Regions from separate parts of the Homo sapiens genome. Here region 2 is linked to region 1. The links are chromatin loops, found by intact Hi-C in ENCODE. Cell type or tissue: CD4-positive, alpha-beta T cell. All regions are shown on one strand. Each heading gives the region's core, and the rest is flanking DNA. Links, peaks and the distances in the headings are about the cores only.

Evidence for each region. Peaks named below come from ENCODE experiments on the same cell type or tissue, not always from the same donor. Only the 100,000 strongest peaks of a DNase experiment are listed, where the experiment ranks them.
Region 2: a loop joins it to region 1, with 2.1 times the contacts of the local background. A loop is called at or near these places in 4 of 110 quality-filtered maps.

What each region holds. Positions count from the first base shown.
Region 1 is chr12:52,685,170-52,695,798 of GRCh38, reverse strand. KRT77 (keratin 77) reads left to right here. Exons shown (of 9, transcript NM_175078.3): 4 at 1-27; 5 at 1,009-1,173; 6 at 2,919-3,044; 7 at 3,158-3,378; 8 at 3,827-3,861; 9 at 4,360-6,173. The coding sequence ends at 4,634. Among named protein-coding and RNA genes, the nearest start is that of KRT1, 10 kb to the right of the region's middle. In CD4-positive, alpha-beta T cell, for the core only: no CTCF peak of the experiment used is centred there; a DNase peak (open chromatin) is centred at 4,468; H3K4me3 peaks cover 1,004 bases.
Region 2 is chr12:52,622,221-52,632,849 of GRCh38, reverse strand. It overlaps a transcript of KRT73 not described here. Among named protein-coding and RNA genes, the nearest start is that of KRT73, 9.0 kb to the right of the region's middle. In CD4-positive, alpha-beta T cell, for the core only: no CTCF peak of the experiment used is centred there; no DNase peak of the experiment used is centred there; H3K4me3 peaks cover 2,420 bases.

The sequences.
Region 1 (10,629 bases), core at 1,421-9,420:
AATTTCTTGAAATATTTATTTTTGACGGTGAGTTAAGCCTTTATAAGAACCTCCTTTCTTTTCTCACATCTCACAAGGAGTATGGGCTGTAAGAGGGGAGGCCTGAAACCCAACACTAGGGTCCCACTAGGGACTCATCTCCCCAGGTACCCCAACTCTGTGGGCCTGGAGTCAGCCATCCTCTCCACCCCAATCCTCAGAATCCCCAGGTCGGGGTAATGAAGATGGAAGGCTGGGAGAATCCTGAGTTAGGTGGAGGCGAATGTGTCCCTGGTTCATGGCTTCCAATCTGTCTGGGAAATCACCCAGACATATAAGGGGCAAAACCAACCAGAAATCTTCATTAATTCTGGGGAGTTGATGGAGCTGTTAGGAAACTCTGTGGGAGGTGACAGTGTGAGTCTCAAAGGGAGTGGAACCTGACCTTAGTGATGGGGGATCAAACACTCCACCACCCGGCCCTCTTTTGCCTGTGTCTAACTTGGGGGTACGTGCTCTGGGCCAGATGCTGTGTTAGAAGTTTATGTTATGGGTATCTCCATTCTACAGATGGGAAAACTGAGGCACTGAGGGGTTAAATTACTTGCTTCATTACCTAGCTAGTCAATGGTACAGCCAAGACTCAAAAGTGAGTCCAAGTGACTCCTTAACTAGAGTCCATTCTACTGCCTCGGAGTACTCATGTGGTTTCAAGGAAGAGGCATGCCTGCCAAGGAGCCCAGCTCACTATGGTGGCCAAGTCAGAGCAAGGCAGAGTGGCAGCTGCAGGAGAAGTGTGATGGGGAGATGGTATCTGAACGCTCCAGGTTTAGGCTCCTTCCTTCTCCCTGGAGGCAGTTAAGACTCTCCCTATTATCTCTCATTGCACACAACAATTCCAAGAGCTTTTCCCAAGACTACCTGGCCCAGGCTTCTGGCTTCCCCCGAGAGCCTTGAGGGAGCAGCAGAGGAAAACTGAGGCCCCCAGAGGAGAATGGAAGGAGTCAGCCTGTGCGCCATGCCTCGCAGGAGCTGTCTCAGGTGCAGACTCACATCAGCGACACCAACGTCATCCTGTCCATGGACAATAACCGTTCCCTGGACCTGGACAGCATCATCGATGCAGTGCGGACCCAGTATGAACTGATTGCACAGAGGAGCAAGGACGAGGCCGAAGCCCTGTACCAGACCAAGGTGGGCGTGGCCCCCAGATCTGGTGCCCAGAAAAACAGATTCTTCCCAGAATTGTCTTTCTCTTATTGCATTGTCTTTCTCTTATTTCTGAAGTAAAATGTGTTTGTTATACAAATTCTAGAAATTACATGTAAAGATTACCCATCTCTCACTACCGCTATTAATATGTTAATATCTCTTCTACCAGTTCTTTGTCGCTATTAGGCTAGTGGAAAAGTGATTGCGGTTCTCGCCATTAAAAGTAATGACGAGAACTGCAATTACTTTTGCAAAAACCCAATAATGTTTATTGAGAACTCATATGTGTTAGGCACTGCACAAAGTGCTTTACTTATTTATTATTATTTCATTCAGTCCTTACAACAACCAATGAGGTAAGAATTTCGTTATCACCATTTTATAATAGATAGTAGTGTGTGAGATTACTTAATTTCCCTAATGCCTTGTAGCTAGTAAATGGCAGAGCCAGAGCTTAATTAAAATTGGGTTTGTGTCTACAAACCCATTCCCCTCACCACTAGAATGATTTTTATTCTTTTTTCATAATGGTATCTATTAAAATATATTTTTTTTACTTTTTTTTTTTTTTGAGATGGAAACTCACTCTATCTCCCAGGCTGGAGTGCAGTGGCCTGATATCAGTTCACTACAAACTCCGCCTCCTGGGTCCAAGTGATTCTCCTGCCTCAGCCTCCTGAGTAGCTGGGATTACAGGCACGCGCCACTACACCAAGCTAATTTTTGTATTTTTAGTAGTGGCAGGGTTTTGCCATGTTGGCCAGGCTATACTTTCTCTTTTACTTAACACATATGGATACTTTTCTGTGACACTAAATAACCTGCCGCATTTTTAACAGCCTGGTATTATATTGTTAGACTACACCCTCCCTTATTAGATCAACTCCTTTGTGGCTAAGTTGTTGGGCACATCTTTGGTTACTTCTTTTCCATAAACTGACCTGGATCTTTTTGGATGGTGAAGCCTCTGGTTGAAAGGGCGTGGCTGACAGTCCAGTCACTAAATTCTGAACAACTAGCATTGATGACTGGCTTTGAGGATGATCTGTGGCCAACTCCAATCCTGGCTGACCTCTGTCCCACGGTCCTGCACAGTGTTCTGGGGTGGAATGGATTTCGACATTAGACTAGGAAGCAGATGGCCAACAGTGAAAAATAGCAGAGTGCAGATTCCCTTGAGTCGATGCTTCTCCTACCCACTTCAGAGCCCTGTCCTGGGGGTGGAGTTCTGACTAATGGGGCAATACAGAGACAGAAACAGAGATGGAGGGGAAATGAGACTGAACGTGGAGCCAATGGAGGGCCTCTGAGGACATGAGGTCCTGCTTGACTGCTAGGGAGATCATCCTGGAAAAGGGTGGGAAGCTATATGGTGGGTGGAAAGAGTGAGGGGGTCTCAGTGTGGGTAAGGACCAACGTGAAGGCTTAGATGTGTGAAAAGGTGGTAGAAAGGGCATCACAAAGCAGGTTTGTCTGGCTGGGATGAGAGTCTGCCCAGAGACTGGTGGGAATGCGGGAGGCTTGGGATAGTGTGAGTGTGTGCATGTATACATGTGTTTGCAGCCTGGGTGAGGGAGGTTTGGTATAGCTGTGAGTATGCATGTAGGGGTGACCACAGTGCAAGGTGGGTGGGAATCTCCCAGGGGAGAGCAGCCCAGACCTACTCCCTCCTGGAGGGGCTTGTGGTGGGCAGCACATGCTGACTATGATGCTGCCTTTGGCCCCAGTACCAGGAGCTCCAGATCACGGCAGGGAGACATGGAGACGACCTGAAGAACAGCAAGATGGAGATTGCAGAGCTCAACCGCACCGTCCAGAGGCTGCAGGCAGAGATCAGCAACGTGAAGAAGCAGGTGGGACGGGTGCTTAGGGAGGGCTGACCAAGCCCTGCACCTCCTACAATGCCCTGCCAGATCGAGCTCTGGAAACTTAACCATTAAATGGTCTCCAACTGTCTCTGGAGCAGATTGAACAGATGCAGTCACTCATTTCGGATGCTGAGGAGAGAGGCGAGCAGGCCCTCCAGGATGCGTGGCAGAAGCTGCAGGACCTGGAGGAGGCCCTGCAGCAGTCCAAGGAGGAGCTGGCCCGGCTGCTGCGTGACTACCAGGCCATGCTGGGGGTCAAGCTGTCCCTGGATGTGGAGATCGCCACCTACCGCCAGCTGCTGGAGGGCGAGGAGAGCAGGTGGGTCTGGCAGCTGTGTTTCTGGGGCTAAGGCTTGAGATGCACCCATGAAGCTGTGGGACTGGCTATTTGGAGAAAAGATAAGCCCCACCTTTTTGGGAAGATTGGTAGCCCAGGGTGAGCAGAAACATTCCAATTAGAGGCAGAGGCTGTGTGAATGGACAAGCCTCTTCACATAGGGAGAAGTCATTGTTATCATTCCTCCACCTCCAAGTAGAATGTCCTTATACCCCAATCCAAGCCTCTGCAGCTGGGTATTCACCCCCAATGCTAAAAGGCTTCATGAAAACCCTGAAATTTCTCTCTGCCCCACTGGCTTCCTGACCTCTGCTCATGCACACACATTTCCCTAAGGCTTGGGGACACCTCTGATCCAGATGTCTGTGGGCCACAGCCTTCTCTCCTCAGGCCCTGTGGGTCTGGCTGACCGTGTGCTTTGGTTTTACAGGATGTCAGGAGAGCTGCAGAGCCATGTGAGCATCTGTAAGTAGCAGAGCCCAGGGGCAGAGAGAGGCTGGTGGTGCTGGGTGGAGGGAGGGCCAGGAGGTGGCCAGCAGAGAACGGAAAGTCTGGCATTTTAGCTTCCAGTCCTGTGCAATAGACACCAAAGTAAGCAAGTGTAATGGCAAAGCCTGGAAGAATTCATTTGAAATAAATGGTTATGATTTCAGGTCTGCTTATCTTAATTGTTATGATGCCTTTTTATTAAATGATGCCTAGGAGGAATCAGCAGCGGCTAGAACTCTTTAGGGTACATATTCAATAAACAATGTAAGTGTGTTGCTGAGAGGAACCCTGGCATCCCTTTGTAGTATGAAGAATACTTTTCAAGTAGGAACACTTTCAATTTTCAATGTATGGGGTTTGCAAGTCGATGCCACGGGTGATCGAGGATGGAGGAGGCTGCAGGTGCAGGGGCGGGTGCAGGTGGGGGCCTTGCCCGGTCCCTCTGACCCCGTGTGCACTGTCCCCTACCCACAGCCGTGCAGAACAGCCAGGTGAGCGTCAACGGCGGCGCGGGAGGCGGCGGCAGCTACGGCTCAGGAGGCTACGGCGGCGGCAGCGGTGGGGGCTATGGCGGCGGAAGAAGCTACCGCGGAGGCGGGGCACGAGGCAGGAGTGGAGGCGGTTATGGCAGCGGCTGCGGCGGCGGTGGCGGGAGCTACGGAGGGAGCGGCAGAAGCGGCCGCGGATCCTCGCGCGTGCAGATCATCCAGACCTCCACCAACACCTCCCACAGGCGGATCTTGGAGTAGAGGCCTCGTTTCTGCCACACATCACGCCTGCCCCTCACCGCCCTCTCCTCAAACTCCTCCCCTCCACGCCCTTCCTGATCCCCTCTCATTCACTTTTCTTAATGGGTCTCAGCAATTTTGCCAATAAATTCGACTCTAATGGGGGAAGCAGGGTGGATAAGTCCAAACAGCAGATCTCTCTTTGGAGGGCACTGGCTTGCAGTCAGATTCACAGCTAGGCACATTCTCACTCAGACCCCGCTCTGCTGGCCCTGCTGCTGTTCCTGCTCCCACCTTTTTGGAAGATCGGTAGCCCAGGGTGAGCACAAACATTCCAGTTAGAGGCAGAGGCTGCGTGAGTTGGCAAGGTAGGGAGAAGTCATTGTTATCATTCCTCTGCCTCCAAGTAGAATGCCCTTATGCCCCAGTTCAAGCCACTGCAGCTAAGTATTAATCCCCAGTGCTAAAAGATACCAGGCATCTAGTTTAGCAATGGAGGGAAACAGAAACAGCCTGTAGAGAGCATCGACAAGGCGCATAATGGAGAGTTGGTATCTCAACCCCAAGCTCCCTTTGCTGTACCTGGGCTGCTCTGTGAACAAGAATCCACGCCCCCCTGCCCTGCTGGGGACCACATAATGATCCCTTTGGGGGAAGTTGCTGATTGCAGGGCAAGCTAGCTTGGTAAGGAAAACCTCTGCACCAGCGGCCTATTCCTGCCTCTTGGTCCATAGCCTCATACACTCATGTTGATGGATAGTATAGATTTGCTGCCCACACCAGATATCTGTAAGGCATCACTGTCCTGATTCTGAACCTCTGTTTCAGGAAGCATTCTCCCCTGTGTAAACAACTCAAGGTGGAAGTATTTCAGAGGGCATAGGGTCATGAATCCTTACCCAAAGGAAGCCTGTTTTAGCAGTGGATGCAGGAGTTGATGAACAGACAAGCAAGTTCTGCTTCTGTCCTGTTTCCTCCTGACAGCTCCATTCTTTTGAAGCCTGACCCTTCCTAAGCTCTGCATCATAACCACTCTGAGAATTGCCCCATTGGGTGGGCATGTGAAGCCCAGCTCTGTTCCATCCAGGTGCCTCGGGCCTGAGGAGTCTGAGGATCTGACTTGGGTCTTGGAAGGGTTCCAACCCCAAGTCAGTCAGGAAGCTGCCCATTTTTTTGCAAGGCATTTTAATGCCCTTTCCCAGACCTCTCTAGTCCCTCCTGCCTTCTGTTCTCTGTAGCTGTGAGCCCTTTGTGAGAATATGACTCTTAATTTTGAATCTTATGTAAGAGGCTTGAGATGTGCTGGAGAGGGCAGGAAGAGGAAAGTATCAGGCCTTGAGAGAGGGAATGTAGCTTTGCTTCTATGATCTGGAGTCACCTTCACTTGCTAGCTGAGTCCTAACACAACTTCCAAGTCCATGATTCTCTTGGGGCATTGGATGGGCTCAGTGTGGGTCTCTTAGGCTGTTCTTGTGACTTCATCATTTCCTGGTTCAAAGTTGTACTGTCAAGGGGCAGCATTTCTGGTATTTCTATAATAAATTTTTCTGTGATCTCAAATTGCTGTTTGGTCAGGAGATGCATTATTTCTTCTTCTTCTTCTCCTTCTTCTCCTTTGCCTTCCTCCTCTTCTCCCTCCTCTTCTTCTCCTTCCTCCTCTTCCTCCTCCTCCTCCCTCCTCCTCCCCCTACTCCCTCCTCCTCCTCCCTCCTCCTCCTCTTCTTCTTCTTCCCTCCTCCTCCTCTTCCTCCTCCTCCTCTCCTCCTCCTTCTTCTTCTTCTCCTTCTCCTTCTCATTCTTCCATCTTCATCTTCATCTTCTCCTCTTTTTCTTCTTTCTTCTAAATAAAGATGGGGTCTCACCATGTTTCCAAGGCTGGTCTTGAACTCCTGGGCTCAGGTGATCCTCCCACCTTGGCTTCCCACATTGCTGGGATTACAGGTGTGAGGCGTGGTACCTGGGCTATTTCTTTAAAAATTTCTGCAGACCTCTGAAATTATTTATATTTGGGAAGTTAAAATTTCTTCTTATTTTTTATTGTACAAGTAATACACAGTCTTGAAGAATCTTACAGACATAATCTTATTAATCCTTAAAGTGGCTGATCATCCAAAAGTCAATTATACATTTGTTCAATGAGCACTTATTAAGCTCCTACTGTGTGGCAGGCAGTGGCTTAGGCACTGGGAATGCAATGTTGAATGAACATGTTTCTGACTCTTAAGTTGCTCACAACTAAATGACATATTATGGGGGAGGGACGATTCAGAGAGAAGAGAAATCTGAGTGTGCTTCTAAGGACCTCCTAGCCTGAGAGTGGAAGCAAGGCCTATCCTGAGGACACAGGCAGACCCCCCAAAACAGGAACAGTGGGACTTACGACAGGTGCCAGTGCTGGGGAAGGGACGTTTGGTTCCAACAGACTCCTGGAGGACTGGGATATGGAACAGGGCCAAGGAAGAGAGGTGTGGGTGGGGAGATGAGGGAAGGGCCCTCCAAACAGGGGGATAGTCTGCTCAGAGACTCAAAATAAGAGAGAGTGTGGGGGTGAGAAGGAGCAGCTGGACAGGAGAAACTGAGCTAGGGAAGAAAGGGGCTGAGGCCCACAAACTGAGTGGGGTCATGGGCAGAGACATCTTCAATTGATGCCTTGAGGGAAGCAGAGATGCAGAAATTCCATAATGGAGCAAGTTAAGCCATCACCTCATCCTATGTGGTAGTTCTGAGTCCATGTAAAAGAATCACATAAAAGATGTGATCTACTTTCTAATTCCCTGGAGGGACTTTGATGAAATTTGGATATGGGATTCATTCGAATATGACAGGAACCCATATTGATAAGACACTGTGTTCCCAGGCACACCCCTCCATTCTGTCTGAGAAGTTTCTCCCCATCTCACCTGTCCTGGCAGCAGGCCTGTCAGGAGATGGGTAGGAAAGGGAGAAATGGGCAGAGAGGCTGTCTGAAGGGAAGCAGAGAGGGAGCAGACAGATGCAGTGCCCCACACTTGCAGCCAAGAGCCAAGAGCAGCCAAGAGCCAGGAGCACACGGACTAGGAAGGGAAGACATGGATGGAGAGCAGTGGGCGTAAACATGACTTTGAGTGTCCAGCTGGCAGGTGAGGAGACGTGAGTCAGAAGGTGTGGCAGCTGCTGGAGGCAGCCTTGGGAATCAGGAAGAGAGTCACGTCTAGAGCTTGTTTAGGCTCTTCTGGAGTCAGATCACTGTGGGGACTCTGAGCTCCAAGAACTGTAATAAATAGGAGCCTACTCAGAGGAAGGTGACCAGGACAGTGGTGGTGGGGAATCAGAAGCCCGATCACAGGAATGCCGGTGAAAGGCCAGGAGAGCAGTCTCTGGGGGAGATGTGGCAGCTAACTGCAAAGATTTGAAAGGCTTCCGTGGGACCACAGGAAGGGTGGCTGACTCAAGCTGATGACCCAGATAGGCAGTGTCTTTGCAGTTAGCTGTCACATGTCCCCTGAAAGGTGGGCTTCTCCTCCACATGTGGGCAGGCTCTCTGCCTGCCTTTCCCTTTTCTGCCTGTCCTCTGACAGGCTTGCTGCCAGGATAGATGAGATGGGGAGAAACTTCTCAGAGAGAATAGAGGGGTGTGCATGGAAACAGAGTGTCTTATCACTATGGGTTGATATGATGTTTGCAGTTAGCTGCCACATCCTCCCCAAAGACTTCTGGAGGGGCATGCCTGGGAACACAATGTTTTATTCATATGGGTTGCTGTCCTATTCCAATGAATCCCATATCCAAATTCCATCAATATCGCTTCAGGAAGCTACAACATATTCGGCTCAATATAAGAAGCACCTTTCTATGATCCTGACATGGGAGAGGCTACCTGGGGAGTGATCAAGTTTCAAGCAGAGATTGGCTAACCGTTTGGCAGGACGTTGAGGGCGGGAGTGGAGATGGGTGGGGATATGTGTATGGAGGCATCTCACATCTTTGCTGTACTAAGAGTTCACATGGCGAAACCTGAGAAAAAAAATTCTACTCTCTGTGTTATATGGGAAGAATAAGGTCAGGTGCCAGTGAAAGCTAAAGTCACAAAGAAGCCAAAGGCCCTAGCCAGAACTGTTAAATGAGGCTAAGTTTTCTGGCAGCACAGGGTCTATTACAGGGTGTGAGTTTGATTATCCCTGGGATCATGCATGTGTGATACTCTAATGGGATCCACGTTGGCTCTGAGAAAACACGCAAGGATAAGGCCAACCACAGCTCTCCTTTCCCTCCTCTCTTGGGAACAAGTTGAGATTGTCCCAGAAAATGTGGCCCTGACTTATCTCTTCCGAATTCTTGATTTTGTCCTGTCATGGAGGCCTGGGGGACAGATGGAGGGAATCATGTGCCTGAATCTGAAGAATATTGGAATAGAGATTCCACAAGGCAGGGGCAGGAGAAATAAAGGACAGAAAGGAGAGGAGTTGGTCAAAGAAGGCATCTCAACGTCTAAATGAGAAGTCTTAATTCGATGTTCAGGGAAAGAGAGAGTAACTTTAGGGACCTAAACAAGGAGGACTAGCACTAAGACACTGAAGAGATTTCCTGAAATAGACAATATTTCCATCAGAGACAATGAGAAATCCCATCAGGAGAAAATGTCTCTCACTTTCAGCTCACCCCAGTGAAAACAACAAGCAATTCTATAAACCATGTAGGAAATGCCCACACATGCATTATCTCACCTGAGTCCCACTCACCTGGGAGTGCGGAGACCAGGTGTGGGGGTCTGCAGTCCTTCTAGGGACCATGGAGTGCTCCATCCCTGCCCCTAATCAATGCTATTCCCACAAGGCAGATACTCAGAGGGAGAGCCAAGCAGGCTCATTCATCAATAAACCAAGAGGCTGGCAGGAGGGAGCAAACACCCGGGTTGGTGAGAGTCCCAGGGAAAGTCTGCCAGCTGCTCTTTGCTCTGAGAGGCAGGGTGGCAGGGTGGGGCACTCTGGAAATATAAATTTAGTTCCACCAGCTTCTCATCCACAGAGATTTTGATCTGAGGACATGGTTAACTGGAGGAGCAATCATTGACTCAGTAAAATTCTAACTGCATCTGACCTTAGACAAGGTGTGCGTTTCTGGGCTGGGAAAGTTCCTGGTCTGAGGAAGAGTCTCTTGAGAATGTCATCTCTTTTCAATTACCCAGCCTTTTGGCCCAGAATGCATCTTCAAATTAATGAGCCATTTGCTGGTTAATTTGGTCCCAGGGAAAAAAGTCCAGCAAATTACTGGGCATTACACTGAGCTTGAAGGTCCCTCTTCAAGGTTGCCCTGGTTTTATCAGCTTTCCGATCAGTCTGGGAAATGGGATGTCTTCAGGCTGATCAATGCTCTGTTGAAGGGCTGGCTGGGAATTTGGGGTATTGGGAGGTTTTCTAGCATGGAGGACGGGCTCCGAGTGGCCCAATCCCAAGCCTGGAAGGGCTTCCAGGGGGCTCTAAGTGTGCATTCTGACCTCCACACCTGCCCCTGTGTGCTCAGCCCTCAGTGTTTGTGCTCCCCCTGCAGAGCAGGCACTCTGCAGTGAGGGCAAAGGCTCCTCGCATCTGGCCCCAGCTCCCTCCAGCCTCAGGTGAGCCCGGTGATGCACCTGTGATCCCTTCTTCCATGTGATGCCCCCTAGCTTTCCCAGGGCAAGTCCGTGGACTTCTTAAGGCTTTCTCTCACAAGATGAGGAAATGGGCCCATGTCAAGGGCTTAAATGTCCTGTTCCAGCCTTTTCACTGTTTCCAGTAAATCAGGGGCTTGTTCTAAAGTTTGTTTTTTTTTTTCTGGTTATTATATCAGCTTCTGGGTTCTCTCAAATGCAAGAGTGAGGGAAAAATCTTTCCTTTTTTCCTTTTTTGAGATGGAGTCTCGCTCAGTAGCCCAGGCTGGAGTTCAGTGGCGAGATCTCGGCTCACTGCAAGCTCCGTCTCCTGGGTTCACGCCATTCTCCTGCCTCAGCCTCCCGAGTAGCTGGGACTACAGGCGCCTGCCACCACACTGGGCTAATTTT
Region 2 (10,629 bases), core at 1,929-9,928, 63 kb after region 1:
ACACTCCTGTTCTTAATCCTAGCATCTTAATTCACTCTGCTCTGCACTGGGCTTGGTTTCCTCAGCTATAAATAATCCCTGAGCCCAGTTAACCTCCAAGTCAGCAGCGGCTAAGTGCAAGCCTGTGAGAAACAATGAGAATGAAGGCCTCTCCTTTTATTCTGGCTTAAAGTCCTGTTTTCTTAAGGCTATCACTGTTCAGGCTGCAAACCCACTCTGCTGGTTTTGAGACGGGAACTGACCTTCCCTCTGTGCTTGCCCTGTCCATGCTACTCTCCCTCTGGCATCCTGACAGTGCATGTAGAAGTCTCCCAGACCAACCTGAAGGGGCCCATTGCCTCCTTTCTTTCAGGATGTCGACAGCACCTGCTTGGTCCAGGTTGACCCCAGTGCTAAGGCGGATGTCTGAAGCAGGAGGTTTAATTCTTCCAAGCCTTCTATGCTGCCGTAAGTCTGGGGTCCAAGCTCCCTGGGGGCCTGGGATGCTTGGAGAACTGAAGAAGGAGAAAGCTTGATGTAGCTCTGAGAGCCCCAAAAGGTGAGAGACTGTTTCCTGAGGAGTAACCCTTGCCCTGCTGCATAGGAGCTGGCCCAGGTGCAGCAGACCATCAGTGACACTAGCGTGGGGCCCTCCATGGACAGCAACAAGCACCTGGACCTGTCCGCATCCTCTCTGAGGTCAAGGTGCAGTGAAAGGAGATTATTTGAAGGTGCAAGGTTGAGGCTGAGGCCGAGGCCCTGTACCAGACCAAGGTGAGGACCCAGAGAAGTGTTCTGCATTGGGTTGTGCCCAGGGAAGTTGAAGGATCCCCTCCCTCCACCAACAGGGGTTTGTGAAGCAGGCTCACTGTCCAGAGGTTACTAACTTGTCTGAGTCCAGCGAGGCAGACCACACTCACATGCAACAAGTTACAGGAAAAATATTTATTGCTTCCAGACAGCAAAGAACAACAGAAGCCCAGGATTCATGTTGAGTGGGTCCCCAAAGCCTAGAAAAGCTGCCCAGAGTGGATGGAGTCATGTATCCCACTTACACTACAGCTAAGGAACCCTGAAAAGCAGCCTGCCCAGAGTCTTATACCCCAAGGGAATGTGATGTGCTGGGCTAAAGCATTGAAGGACACTGTGTTTCTAGGGGAAACCAGAACAGCACCCCAGCTGCTCTGACCCCTTTATCTCAGCATGCTGCATTCCCAGAACATCCTGCAGTTATTCTTGAGAACTACAAGTGAGAGAGCAGGGAGGACTGGGTCGGTCCAAGGTCACCCAGAGAAGTATCCTGCATGCAGGGTTGACCTGCTCCATTCGCCCTGTGGCTGGAAGGGTTGCCTAACCTCATACATCTGGTGAAAGGCTTCGGCTAGGCCACTGGAAGTTACTGGGGCTCTGGCTTCCTGGGGTCTTGCTGGTCCTGGGTCAGGGGAGCCGTCTCAACTCTGCAGACTCAGGTGCATTGAGAAACACCAAGCAGCCTTCACACCAGTGCAGTCAGCTCCTCATTCCACACATTGTGCTGGCCAATATTTCAACTCAGGCTGGCTTCCTTCTGCCTCCACTGGCTCCCCAATGCCTTCCCACCTCCACAGTGCATGGAAGCCCATCTCTGGGAAGCCTGACGTTCCTAATACTCATCTGGGTGGAAAATGATTTAAGGTGGTTCTTTGGTAGAAATAACGCTTCTAGGTCCACACATAAAATAGTGGATATCTTCCTCCCACTATGGATTGTCTATGTTACTATCTCTTTCATCAAGATCTGACTGGGACAGAGCATTCCATATTATTGTCTAGGAACTGGCTAGGTGATCTTTGATAGTTACGTAAGTATGTTACATAGGACTGTTTTGTTTTCTCAGCTGGACTATACATTCCTAGCAGACAGGAATATGTCTCCTCTGTGTGTTGGTTTTGGCCACAGTGACCAGCCTGGCCAGGACATAAAAGTCTTGGTTGACCGAGGCTTAGAGATCTGGGGTTAGGAGCCCTGCTTTCACTCTCTCTGTGCTATCTTTTCACTCTTGCCTTCCCCCACTTCCTGTACCAGAAGCTCCAGGTCACTGACAGGAGGAAGGGTGAGGACCTCAAAGCCATTTAGATGGAGGTCGATGAGCTGAACTGAGCCACCCAGAGACTTCAGGCAGAAATCACCAACCTCAGGAAACAGATGGGACCCCAACTCAGCAGTGGTAGCCTTTGGAGGGGGGAGAGTGGGGTTAAGATAGATTTTTTTTCCAATTTTTCTATATTCTCACATTTCCCACAATAAGGGTGGGAAAGAGGGTGGAGAAGAGACAAGCATAGGTGGGTGCAGGAAGGTACCTGGTCTCTCGTGATCCACTCACTGCCTACTGTTGGCCCTCGGCACAGTGCTGCCCTGCAAGACACCATCCTGGAGGCAGAGCAGAAGGGCAAGGTAGCCATCGGAGATGCCCAGGACAAGCTGGCTGAGGTGGAGGCTGGACCAGCTGCTCTGTGAGTACCAGGAGCTGATGAGCATCAAGGTGGCCCTGGAGGGCCAGGCGTGCAGGTGGGTGACCCAGAGGAGACAGGATAGGCAAGGGTCCTCACTGCACTCCGTCGTGGCAGGCACTCTGTCAACCTTCCCATCTGTATGATAGGCAATTGATTAACTCATTCATTCCTGAAATGTGCCTCAGGCTTCGTTCAGCAGTGCTGTCCAGTCAGGGCCTTTGACCAGGGTGCACGTGATGAGCACTGATCCTGGCCCTGTATGCTGCACTGCTTTACCCTCTAGACTTTCCCTCACTTGAACAAGAGGGAAAAGGGTGGGGATTTCCCTGCTGTTGAGAAAGGCTGGGAGACAAGTTATAGTTTTCCTTGGTTTCACCTGGTCCAGGCACGGCTGTATTGATCCCGGGCTTGGAAAGGGTGGAAGGCATACAGGTTGAGGGGCCTGGGAGAGTGTGAGTGTTTGTGCAAGTCTAGGAACAGTGGCCATGAGGCGACTGTGGGTTGGGAGGGTGAGCAAGGGGAACAGATTGAGAAGGGCTGCTCTTGTTACTCTATACAGGAGTTGATGCGATTCCCAGCTGAGATTGAATTATGAATTATGAAGCAGACTTGAGGTATCCTTTCCTCTGACGTTGTTCTCCTCTGAGCCCCGTGAGAGGATCTACTGATTATTCTGTTTTCATGCGAACAGGCAATCTAGAGAAGTCACCAACAACATGAACTGCTCTACATAGGTGGGGGTGGATTTGCTGTGCGGTCAGGATCCAACCTTCCCTTTTCCTGAGAGTAAAAGGAAGGAGCCTTTGGCCAGGCAGCTGGGGCCCTGGGGCCCTGAACTTGCTCTGTAGGCATTGGCTGTGTGGCCTTGGGCAGGTCACTATTTGTCCGTGGCCCTGTGGAGGTTCCTCCTCCACAGTATAGGAGCTGCAGGGTTCCTCTTCCGTGTAGAAACTCACGCTGCATCCACGTGGGGGAAGGGGAGACCCTGCCTTCAGGGCCCTTGCTGCCTGTGGTGGACACATGGCCCAGACAGTGGGTGGTGTGGGAGCCCTGGCCACTGTTCCTTCATGGGACACTTCAAGAAGGTGCCCCTCAATGCTGTGTGAGATGGATATTCAGGGATGTAGAAGGGGTGTGGGGGTGCACAGAGCTGTCTCCCCACAGCTGTGGTGTCAAGCACTGTTTCAGCTCTCAGGCCACTGTGTCTGGCTTTTGCTCAGGGAACAGAGACTTCCTGAGAGGGGGCACCATCCCCTGAGGATCTGGTGCAGCATCCAGGTTCGTGTCCAGGGCTGCCAGGTCCTTGGGGGCCAGCTGGAGGGTCCAGACCTCAAGCTAGGAATCCTGCACATGCTGGTCCTGACTTGGGAGATGAGGAGTCAAGTTTAATGAGAGTCCAGGTCTCCAACTCAGGGCACAGAAACCTGTGGGTCTCCCTCCCAGAGGCAAAGGCCAATCTTCTGGCCCTGCTCTCTCCTGGTATCTGTCTGCCTGAGCACGCATACCTGCTCTGGCTCTACCCCCACCTTTTTGTCTTCTATGGCAATGTGGAGATGGGCTTTTGGGTCAAAACAAATTCTTTTTCTTTTCTCCCTCATGCATCCAAATGCCAGGCCCCAGAAGAAAGCCCCTCTCAGTGGGCCTTTGGTGTCAGTCACCTTCTCCCTTGTCTCTCCCTGCAGGCTCGTAGTGCTCTTAGCCCACACTGTCTCCTTCTGTGATGCAGAAGCAAGAGCTCTTCTCCTATCTCTGGTACTGAAGTAAGGGCATGCATAAACACCTTTTGAAACATGATTACTATCAATTCTCAGTTATCCACCTTAGTGGATGTCAGCCATGGTACTGATTATCTGCAACCATGTTTAGCAAGAAGTTGTTTTTGTTTCATTTTACAAGGCCTCCTATGACCTATTCTAAGGCAGAGGGACTCTCTGCCTTCCACGGATTCGTAGACCCTGGGTGGCCACAAAAGGGAGGAGGAGAGAGGAAGATCTATGGGGACTGGGAGGGTGAAAGTGTGCCAGCCCGGCCCCACCCCATTCCCTGAGAAAGCCAGGTGGATTATCCACCTGGAGAGCAACCTGAGGGTGGGCTGGGTTCAGGTGTCTCCCCTTCTGCCGGAATGAGTATAAAAACATAGCAGAAGCAAATCCATCATAAGGGCCATACTTCAGGCAGAGTCTAGTTTGAAATGATGTCCAGTGTGACCTGCTGGGCTATGAGGGGTGTGACTAGAGCCCTGGAGCCCTCCAGTTTATGAAGGAGATCTTGCATCCTGTGTTTTGTTTAAAGGGTTGCCCACTCCCACCTTACCCTCTCTCCCACACCTCTCCAATAAACTTCATGGGGAATTTATTCTGTTTGGAAACTTTAAAAATATTCACTAATAAGATCTTCCCTGAGTATTGTTCACTACCCCCAGATTGCCATCCTGCAAGGCACACATGTGCACATGTGCACACACACACACACACATGTTCATTCTGTTCTATCCTTGCTTGGCTGTCTGTGCTGACAGGAGGGAACACTGGAAGGGGTGCTATTCCTGTTTGGCTTTGGAAGGTTGGCACAAAGGACCCTTGTTTCCTCTCTCTATTAGGAAAACTCAGCTTCCGTTTTTACAGCAATAACTTCAGGCCTTGAGCCTTGTTTGGTGGCCAAGCTGGTGTTATTATTGGCTAATTGCAGGGTAATAGTGTTGCTATCATTATTGCTAGGAGGACTATTATCAGGTAACTAAATGGCCAGAGGGTGTGGAGTGGGAAAAGCAGCCTGGGGGCTTGGGTCACAAGGGCAACTCTCCTGTTTCGTCTCCTGCTTTGCTCAGAAGGCAGTTTCCAGTCCAGCACTGCACTTGGAGTCCAGAGGTGTTGTATTGGAAGGCAGGTCTTGTCAAAAGTTCCCTGCTGTGAGCTCTGTTTTGAGCAGCAAGGGGAGGAAGATAGCCAGGGATAATGGTGCACAGGTCCTGCCTTTGAGCCACTCCTACACTTCTGAAGAGGCAGCATGCATTCATTCAACAACCATTTATGTGCCAGATTGTTCTCAACACTAATACAAAAGGGTGATCAAGACTTCTGGCTACTGGGAAGCAGGTAAGTGAAGGTGCACAGTATAGTGAGACAGATGCTATCTTGGGAAGAGCATCTCAGGAACAAGAGACCCAGATTAGGAGGATAAGGGAGACTTCCTTGATGAAGATTTCTCAAAGCTGAAACCTGAAACCTGAAAGATGAAGAGTTAGCCAAGGGGAAGGGAGTGTTTAAGTAGAGGTGCTGTATCTACTGTGAACAGAGCAGTGCTGGGCACATAAGTAGGTGCACCATAAATGGTTGAAATGGTCAAATGAAAGAAAAGGAGATTGACAAGAGCATAAGAAACTGCAGTCTGGTGGAGCTTGCAGAGAGATGTGGCAGGACAGGTGGGTGGGGCAAGATCAGGACAAGAGAGCCCTTCCGGGTAGAGTGGCCACCTTGTTCCTGTTTGCCTGGAACTTTCCTAGTTTTAAAACTGAAAGTCCTACATCCTGAGAACCCAATAAGCCCAGGCAAATGGAAAATGTTGGTCATCCTATGGCTGCGTTGCCTTCCCAGATTTGGACTCCATGCTGCAGCTTTGAGCAGTGGACTATTAGACACAATGGCAAGAATGCTTGCTTACCTAGCAGGCAGAGCATAGCTGAGCCTGCTGGGTGCCTCCCCACCCCGCCCCTTATCCTTTCTCCTTTCACAGAAGTAGAAATTTAGATGAGCACATGGCCAGCCACCCAAAGATGACATTTCCCAGCCTCCCTTGAAAATAACTATGGCCATGAAACTAAGCTCTGGTCAGAGGGATACGAGTTGTGGTATCTTGCTCCTGATTGTGCTGTTAAAAGGCACAACTCCTGAGAGTGGGTTCAGGCTCTGATGAAAACAATATGAGGAAGTTTAAGAAACTCTCCAAGCTCAAGACCTGACCCAGACCTTTTCAATAAGAATCTCAGGGTCAGGGAAAGTAGGGATTTTAGAAAGATCTCAGGCAGTAGTGGTTAAAAGGATGGACTCTGCAGTGGGCTGCCTGGCTTCCAGTCCTGGTTCTAGCTATGTGACCTTGTGCAAGTAACTTAACCTTCTGTGCTTCAGTTTTCTTATCCATAAACTGTGTGTTAACTGAACCTTCTTGATGGGGTTATTTTGAAGATTAGTGTGCTCAGAACAGTACCTGTCATATACATGCTTAATTTATTAATGTGCTCAGTAAACATTGCAAGATGTACTATCGCATATCACAACCAGGATATTGACATTTATACAATTAAGATACAGAACTTTACCATCATCACAAATTTCCCTCATGTTGTCCTCATTTGGACACACCCACTTCTCTCCTGTGACACTGTTTAACCCCCAAGCAATTACTAATCTGTTCCCCATTTCTGTATTTCAAGAATGTTATATAAATGGAATCTTTTTGAGAGTATTACATAAATGGAATCATACAATATACAAATCATACAATCCCTGAGGATTTTTTTTTTTACTCAGTATAATTCTTTAGAGATTCACATGGGTCATTGCATGTAGTGATAGTTTATTTCTTTTCATTGCTGAGTAGTACTCTATGACATGAATGTACCACGGTTTGCCACCCATTGAAGGGCACCTGGATTGTTTGCATTTTTTGGCTATTACAAATAAAGCTGCTATAAATGTTTGCATACAGGTTTTTGTGTGAACATAGATTTCATTTCTCTGGGATAAATGATCAGGTTTGTAATTGCTGGGATGTATGAGAGTTGCTTGTTTGGTTCTTTAAAAACTGCTAAACTGTTTTCCAGAGTGGCTGTGCCATTTTACATTCTCATTAGCAATATATGAGTGCTCTAGTTTCTCTGGGTCCTTGCCAGCATGTAGTGTTGCCACTAAGTCTTATTTAAGCCATTCTGATAGGTGTTGAGTAATATCTCATTGTGGCTTAAATTTGTATTTCTCTAATGTTGAATTTCATTTTGTGTGCTTATTTGCCATCGGTATGAACTATTCAGTGAAAGTCTTGTGATGTTTTTGCCCATTTTCTAATGCAATTGCTTGTTCTTTTGTTGTTGAGTTCTGAGAGTTCATTATGTATTCTAGATCCTAGTCCTATGCTGAATATGTGGTCTGCAAATAATTTTTCCTAGTCCATTGCTTGTCTTCTCATCCTCCTTAACAAGGTCTTTTGCAGTACAAAGTTTTTAATTTTGATGAAGTCCAGTAGATTTTTCCTTATATGGATTATGCTTTTGATGTCAAATCTAACACCTCTTTACCTACCCTTTATCTTGAGGATTTCCCCTATTGTTTTTCTAAAAGTTCTATAGTTTTACATTTTATAGTCAATTAAGTCTGTGATCTATTTTGAGTTAATTTTTGTGCAAAATATGAAACTTAAATCAAGATTTTTTGTTTTATTTTTGTTTTGCCTATTTGTATATAATTACTTCAGCATCATTTGTTGAAAAGGCTAACTTTCTTCCACTGAATTATTTTTGACTCTGTCAGAAACTAGTTGAGGTCCAATTTATCTATTTTTTTTTTTTGTTTTGTTGTCGCTTGTGCTTTTTGTTTCTGTTATGGGTTGAATTGCATTCTCCAAAAAAGATATGTTAAAGTCCTAACTCCCATTACCTCCAAATGTGAATGTATTTGCAAATAATGTGCTTTAAAAATTTTCTTTTGAGACTTCCTCTTCAACCCATGAGTTATTTAGATGTATATTGTTTAGTTAATAAGTGTTTGGATAGATCCTGTTATCTTTCCTTTGTTTACATTCAGTTTATTTATTTTGGCTAGAGAACATACTCTGTATGGTTTAAGTTATTTACAACTTGTTGAGGTTTATTTTATATCCCAGAGTATGGCCTATCTTGGTATATGTCCTGTGGGCACTTGAATAGAATATTTATTCTGCTTTTGTTAGGTAGAATGTTTATAAATATCAATTAGATCCTGTTGGTTGATGGTACTGTTAAGTTCTTTTATATCCTTGATAATATTCTTGCTAATTGTTCTATTGACTGTGAGAAAGGAATATTGGAGTCCTTAACTATAATTGTGGATTTGTCTATCTAATATTTTAGTTCCATCAGTCTTTCATTCACATATTTTGCAACTCTTTTGTTTGGTGTATAAACATTAGGAATGTCTTCTTACTAAATCACTATTTCTTCTTGGTGAATTGGTCTTTTTAAATTATACACTGTCTCTCTCTGTCTCATAATTTTTTTGCTTTGAAGTATACTTTATCTGATGTTAATCTAGACACTTATAGTTGAGATAAGTTTTTGGAGATAGCATATAGTTGGTTCATGTTTTAAAATATACTCCGCCAATCTCTGTCTTTTAATTGGTACATTTAGGCCATTTATATTTAACATAATTATTGATATATTAGGGCTTAAGCTGCCATTTAAATTTTTGTTTTCTAATTGTTCTCTTTTTTCTATTTATGTTTTTCTCCTACTGTCCTGTTGGTTACTTGAACATTTTTAAGAATCCATTTTGATTTATGTATTGTGTCTTTTAGTAAACGTTTTTGTATAGCATTTTTAGTGCTGCTGAGTATTTTATTATATATACATAACTTATCACAGTCTATTGCTATCATTATTTTATCAGTTGAAGAATCCTTACCTCTTTATATTCCTTTACCGTCTCTCATTTATAATATAATTTCTTAAATATTTCATCTAAATACATTTAGAATCACATCAGACAGTGTTAGAATTTTTGCCTCAACCATTGAACATAATTTATAGGAAATTCAAGAGAAGGAAAGTCTATTGTATTAACTTATTTTTTAAAAATTATCATGTTTTTTCCTCCTTCCTAATGTTTCAAGTTGTCTTCTTTTATCATTTTCTTTCTGTTTAGAGAACTTACTTTAGCCATTCTTTTAGGGTAGGCCTGCTGGAAACACATTCTTAGTTTTTCTTCATCTGAGAATGTTTTCATTTTGTCTTCATTCCTGAAGGATATTTTTACTGGGCACTGAATTCTGCATCAACAGTTCTTTGCTTTCAGCACTTGAAAACTATGCCACTCCCTGCTAGCCTCCATAGTTTATGATGAGAAATCTTCTGTCCTTCAAATTGTTTTTTCCCTAAAGGTAAAGCATTGTTTCTCTTTAGCTGCTTTCAGGTTTTTATTTGTAGTTTTCAGAATTCTGACTATAATATGTCTAGGTATGAATTTCTTTGGGTTTATTCTGTTTAGGGTTTGCTCAGCTTCCTGAATCTGTGGGTTTACGTCTTTTGCCAAATTTGGGGAATTTTTATTCCTTATTTCTTTGAGTTATTTTTCAGCAATACTTCTTTTCCTTTCCTTCTGAACCCCAGTGACTTGACTGTTAGATCTTTTGTTAGAGTCTCCCTGATCCTGAGACTTGGTTCATTTTATTCTTCTTCAGTCTGTTGTTCAGTTCTCTTTATTATTCAGATTGGGTAATTTTTATTGTCCTCTCTTCCAGTTCACTGATTCTTTCCTCTGGCCTTTTATTCTCCTGTTACGTGTATCCATTGAGTTTTTTATTTTGATTATTATATTTCTTAGTTCTAAAACTTCCATTTAAAGATCCAGAAGCTGATGGATGTGGGTCTGATCGCAATTCAGTGATGACTTGTTCATCCTCCACTTCCCTTCGCCCTCGTGTGGAAAGAGGAGCTGGGACTGTGGCAGGCAGCAAGGAGCGGAAGGGAGAGAAATGGGATAGAAGGCCTCATTTCTATATATTTATACACAACCCCAGGGAAGGCACAGAGACTTGTACTTGCACTGTTCATGCTGTCACTGCCTCTGGGCCCTCCCAGCACACGTGTGGTCTCTTCACCACTGCCCTCCAGTTCCGTGTCTCCTTCTTCTGCCCCCAGTTGCTGTCTCAGCTGCTCTCCCAGAGTTGGTTATTTTTAGTTTGGGGCAGTAGGCATATATGGGGAGGAGAGGGGGTTCTTCCCAGACTCACATCCCAGATGTTTATTCCATGTCCTCTTCTCCAATAAAACAAGCAAGTTGGGGATGTTTATAAAAAAATAAAAAATAAATAAAACTTTCATTTAGTTCTTCTGGTTTTTAAATTTCTTTGTTGAAACTGTCTAATTTGTCATCTATTTAGCATGTTCTTAGTTGTTCATTTAAGCATG